2 separate regions of the Mus musculus genome follow, and region 2 is linked to region 1. A link is a loop called in an ENCODE intact Hi-C map of the cell type or tissue named here. Cell type or tissue: heart. All regions are shown on one strand. Links, peaks and the distances in the headings refer to the core of each region. The heading gives the core; the rest is flanking DNA. Region 1 overlaps Boc (biregional cell adhesion molecule-related/down-regulated by oncogenes (Cdon) binding protein). Region 2 has its middle 16 kb from the start of Ccdc80.

Evidence for each region. A loop is a pair of places that touch in the nucleus more often than their neighbours do. Peaks named below come from ENCODE experiments on the same cell type or tissue, not always from the same donor. Only the 100,000 strongest peaks of a DNase experiment are listed, where the experiment ranks them.
Region 2: it touches region 1 in a loop (4-fold over the local background); 9 of 42 quality-filtered maps call a loop at or near these places.

The regions. Positions count from the first base shown.
Region 1 is chr16:44,492,666-44,495,582 of GRCm38, forward strand. Boc (biregional cell adhesion molecule-related/down-regulated by oncogenes (Cdon) binding protein) reads right to left here. Exons shown (of 19, transcript NM_172506.2): 9 at 148-307. Among named protein-coding and RNA genes, the nearest start is that of Gm30064, 36 kb to the right of the region's middle. In heart, for the core only: no CTCF peak of the experiment used is centred there; DNase peaks (open chromatin) are centred at 1,426, 1,966 and 2,300; H3K27ac peaks cover 718 bases.
Region 2 is chr16:45,076,308-45,079,224 of GRCm38, forward strand. No RefSeq gene overlaps it. Among named protein-coding and RNA genes, the nearest start is that of Ccdc80, 16 kb to the right of the region's middle. In heart, for the core only: no CTCF peak of the experiment used is centred there; no DNase peak of the experiment used is centred there.

The DNA.
Region 1 (2,917 bases), core at 243-2,742:
AGTGCTTTAGTCCAGGCACATAAGTCCACAGAGGCAGCCACTGGAGAAGGACAGAGGTGAACAAAGTGAACAGGACTTTGCATCTGGCCTCACTATAACTTGCTCGGGCCTTTGGAACTCTGAGCTAAGCAAAAATATTTGACTTACCTGTTCGGAAGGTGACCATAGCTGTCTGGCCCTCGCCAGCACAGTTGTAGGCTGCCATCTCCACTTCGTACAAGCTTCCAGGGTCAAGCCTGGTCAGGGTGAGGCGGTGCTGGTTGGCTGGAATGCCAGAAATGGTCCAGTCGTCAGAGGAGTTCGTGACCTGCTGAAGAGGGTGACTGGGGTAAGGACCTGCTTCTGCTGTGGTGTCCAGGAGGTTTTCGGCCTGAGCCCAAGATGGCAGGAAGAGAGAAAGAGGACCGTGGGCTAGGTTAAAGGCTGGTGGGACTGCAGAGCTCAGACTGGTTCTCCTACTCTCTAAGGTAATGATCCTATTAAGGAAAGTTTGCAAGGATAGCTACAAAGCTAGACTGAACTGTCAGTCCCCCAAAGGCCACTCTCCCATCTCCTGCAACCTCCTCATCTATGTTCTCTCTGCTTGCATATGAAGCCAAACCCGAGCCCTTCAGTCCATATTCTAAGGAGAGATGGTGGCAGGAATGATAACAAAAGTGGAAGCAATGGAAAGATGGTCCTAGTGTGCTCATTCTCAGTGCACTGCCTGTCCCTAAGTCTCAGCAGTCAGTGTCCACAGCAAAGAGCCTCAGCCCGGAGAGCTGAGGAATTCATCCATGGTTGCAAAGCTAGTGAGCACTTGTGTCCAAAGAGCATGCTCAGAAGTTACCTGTTCTAGACAGAGGATTCTGGGAGTGGAAAACCCCAAATTCAAGTTCTGACTGTATAACCCCAAACAAACTCCCACACTGGTGAGCCCTGAGCCATTCATCCCTAAGATGGGCAAATACAATGTCTTGAGTTACTCTGGAGTCAAATGAGATGACTTGGCACAGGTGAGGTTCCCAACAAATGAATGCCTGGCCTGTCTCCTGACGCTCTTGGCACCCTTCACCCTGTGAGATTTCTCACTTTAAAATTCTTCTCCGGTTTCTGCTCCCTGTCCCTGTTCTTGAAGCTTAAAAAACAGGGTGTCCGTGAAGGATTATAAATGAACTTTTAATGGTTAGCTCTTTAAAAAAATATTTATGGGAGAACTCCGGGCACCGAAAGGCAATGGTGAGAGATTATTTCCTCCCACCCACCATCTTTTAAGAAGGACTTTGTGGCCAGCTCTGTGCATCTCAGAAAGCCTGCCAGAATAGAGAGCTGAGGTTTGATTAAGAAAGCGACCAGCTGCTGGGGAAAGCTCTTATCCCTGAGCAAAGTATTCGCAAGTAGAACAAAACGTCCCATTCAAGGCCAGGGGATGGTCTGAGCTCATTAATGTCGGGCTTCCAGGATTTGTTCCAAGGGGAAAGGTTTTCACAAGCTGAGAGTCCCCAGTGATGCTGGAAACCCAAACACAGTAGCCTAGGTCTACAGTGGATGAGATGAAACTTGCTCTGTGCACGTGAAAATCAGCCTGACTAATTCCCAATGCCCTGCAAAAGACAGAGAATAGAAAAAAACAAAACAAAACAAAAAAACCCACAAAAACAAAAAACAAACAAAACAAAACAAAAACAAAACAAAACAACCCCCCAAAAAACCCAAACCCACAACCCAATGCTGACTTCTGATTCCGACCTTCTTTCTTGGGTGACGACCATTAAGCTATGTTAGTTCCGTGAGCAAGAACAGCTTTCAAGACATACTTTCTGTCTTGGCAACATTCACTTAAAAGCTCCAACTGTTCCACAGGGCAATGCCTAATGGAAGCCAGACTCAGCAGGGCCCCTGTCCCGACTGTCATTTTCCTGTACCTCCTCCTCCCTCTGCCCTCCCAGCACCGGCCTCAGACTTCCACTGGGACCCAGAAATGAAAATAAGAAATGCAAGGGTAATTAGTCACTGTCACACACACTGGGAGGGTGAACGCAGGCATCAGTTTGGCATTTCCGGATTACCCCAGTGCGGTCTTTGCCTCCTTGCCTGTAGTGGGAGGTAGTTTCAGGGCCACCTATTGGCCTGAAAAATATTATTCTTACTATCACACTGGTTTCTGTCTCTTGGGTACTTGGCTTCCCTAATCTTTGTCTACAACTCACAGGGAGGTGTCTAGTTACACAGTAAAATAAGGATTGGGACCAGCCCTGCCCTGGAACACAGGCTAAACAAGGCTGTTACTTTTCAGAAAGCCATTTACACCTTTAGCTGGTCCTGGAGGTGGTGTGGGGGAGGGAACTGTGGTCTCTCCTGTGCCTATATGGGAAACTACATGAGGGTACAGGGTGTTGCTCTGCCTCCGGTACTTTTCTGACCACCTGAGGTCTCCGGGAACTTCTTTAGTACCCGGGTCTTCTGGAAGGGGAAGACACAGAGAAGGCCAGACTATTCGAGGCCAGTGGTGTTTGCAGCAGGGACCTGGCTTGTGCAGAGTCAGAGCATTCAGAACATTCCACCATGGGAGGGGAGGCTTGTTTTCTTGTTTGCTTTTGGAGTAGGAAAAGGTGGGTAAGTATTTTTCGCTCCATTTCACATTTCCATATTTTCTACCAAGCGCACAAAGCATTTTTGTAAGCAAAAAAATAATCCAAACGCACACAAGCGCCCACATTTAGAATAAATAGGTTGCTGGTATTAAATTCTTTTTAATCCACTTAAGACCAGAACTTTTCTACTTTCTGGTGATATTGGAGAGAAACAGCACAAACCTGTGGTGAGCAGAAATGTTTTATGAGGAGTCTCATCTCACATTCCTTGTGCAGCTTTGAGAAGAGTGGCAGATGGAAGGCCCTGGTTCACCTCACCAAACAGTGGCCAGGACCATGGGACA
Region 2 (2,917 bases), core at 228-2,727, 580 kb after region 1:
TCCCTATAGACAATCAGCAAGATAGAAGGAGAGGTGGATCAGAGGTTAAGAGAACCGACTGGCTTTCCAGAGGACTTGTGTTTGGTTCTCAGCAACTATTCTGCCACAACATCTGGAGCTACAGTTCCAAGAGATTCACACTCTCCTCTGGTCTCTGAGGGCACCAGGTATACACATGGTATTCATATACATAAAAAGAAGTTATGCAAAACCCAGGAAAAGACAGTAAAAAACAACATTTTAAAAACACATAGTGGACCTCCGATTCTGAATCTCACTTTACATTTTTTGACAAGTTACCTTGGGCATATTCATTTTCTAAATCCTTTACAAAATATGTGATGCACGCATAATAAAATCTACCTGTAGATTTACAATGGAAGATGGGCTACTGCTGGACATTGAAGGGGAGCCTCATTCCTCTGGCTCAGGGAGCTCCCCCTGGGGCTGTCTGCTTTCCCGGAATGGTGGGCAGTTGGCTTCTTTGGGAGCAAATTATTTAAGAGAAGGAAAACCAGATGCTGCGAGGTCTTATATCACCTTGTTCCAGTCAGGTAATCATACCACTCCATTTTACATCTACTTAGTTACATGATTGATCTTTGAAAGGCCTGGGCAAATGGACACAGAGTAAAAACTATTTTTGTTGTAGGTATACATTGAGGAGGAAAAGTATTTCCTGAAAGTTTGAGAAAACCATTCAAGTATCACTATGTGTATATGCACACAGGGATATATATATATATGTACAAACAAGTATACATATAAGTATATTGGAGTATATATGCATTTAAAATGTGAGTTACATAGACATAAACTTATTTAAATGAGACTAGCTTTTGAAGGTTATCAAATACAAATAGGTATAACCAGAGATTCTTACACATATATTGGATGGTTATCGATGATTGTTTAACCACTGGTTTCATTTTCAGATTAAAGTAGAAAACAAGTCTTTGTTCATTTTGAAATATTGTTTTGAATGAGAAGCTTATGGATTTTTTCTTTCTGTTATATCATTCATTCATTCAGTGGGTTTTAATTGATACTTTGCTGACCTAGTTCCTGAGGACATAGTCTTTGCTTTGTGCAAGTGCTTAGTTTTTATGGAAAGAGGACAGACTGAAAGTGGCATGTACCAAAAAGTGGGCCCTGTGTGTTTTTAAGCAGGTTAAAAAAAAAAAAAAGTGTTCAACTTCCATCGGTGATGGATCAAACAATTCTTTCAAACATTATGCTATTATATTTGAGCAGTCTAGAGTGAGTTATAATACACAGGCAGGTGCAGGGAGAAGGGAGTGGGCCTTTCCAGAGGAAGGAATTGAGCAACCACAGATTCCAAGACACGAGAGAGGAGGATGCTCTGTGCTGCAAATGGTGAGGGCACTAGTCATCAGGGTTGGCCTGCAAAGGCTGAGGAAGCCAATACCGTGGGTGTAGATCATGGAAGGCGAGCTTCATTTACAGGCTGAAATTTAACTTGTGGGTGGTGAGGAAAGTGCTAAGGAATTTATGGCACGAATGCATTACTGACATTGCAAGAAAGGTATGGTACTGACCATTTGGAGGAGTGACTAGAAAGGATGGGTCTGGTAACCCAGAGAACAACCATAGGCAGTTAAAGTCATGGAGCCGAGAGCTAACACAGACAGTGTGAGATCGGCTCTGCCTTCAAGTTATTCAACAAACAGGCATTGCAGTATTTTATAGGAGCATTTATTGTTTCCTAACTATTTATCCTTGTGTTTGGTACTTAATGCCTCTGTCTGTCTCCTTACTACTCTGTCTCACTGGTCTTTTGCCTTAGGCTGCTAGTGAGTGAAGTCTTATATAGCAATTTTCCAAGGGGCTGAGTTTTTAGCCTGGTTGTAGGCCTATATTTGATACAATAAATATAACCAGTCCTGGTCAAATGCAAAGATATAGAAAGCAGCATAGTTCTTATCAGGCACTGAGAGAGTAGGAGAGGCAGAAAGGTAGTGTTCAGTGAGCACAGACTTTCAGTCTGTGAAAATGAAATCTCTAGGGATGAACAGCCATGATGGCTGCACAGCAACACCAGTGCACAGCATGACACTGAACTTTATGTGTGGTGACCAAAAGGCAGAATTTACAACATCTTTATTTTACCATATCAAGAACAAAACAGGGGCTGGAGAGATGGCTTAGTGGTTAAGAGCATTGACTGCTCTTCCAGAGGTCCTGAGTTCAATTCCCAGCAACCACATGATGGCTCATAACCATCTGTAATGGGATCTGATGCCCTTTTCTGGTGTGTCTGAAGACAGCAACAGTGTACTCACATACATAAAATAAATAAATATTTTTTTAAAAAAAGAACAAAACATAATTGGACTTCTATGGGAAATTACAAAGAAACCTACCCAAGAGTGAAATGCTGAGTTCGGTGAACTGAAAGATTCCCAATTGCTTACTCCAGTTAGTTGTGTTTTTTTTTCTGGTCGTTCAAACCATGTGGCACTCCAACAAAACATCTTTAGTAGAGGAAATGACTCTACAATTTTGTTTCTTTCTCCTTTCTTTGAGACTGAGACTTACTATGTAACCCTGGCTGGCTTCAAACCCATGATGGTGTTGCTACCTGGCTTTCCAAGTGCTGGGTTTACAAATGTGTACCTCGTGAAAACATTATATTTTGGGGGATGAATAAACTGAGAGTCAGGGATGTTGACAAACCATATGCTGCTTTCCCATAGACAAAACAAATCCCAGCCAGTACATGAATGGATTCTCCAAATAGGGAAAGGATCTTCAAATATGGGCCAGGGGCTCTCTCAGCCCTATCTTCAAAATACATGCCATACATAGTAAGCTGATTTTCTGTACGTACCCGCTGTGAACGCCCTCATTTAAATTACCATGTTGTTTCCTTGTGCCGTACAGTAGGACTTGTGTT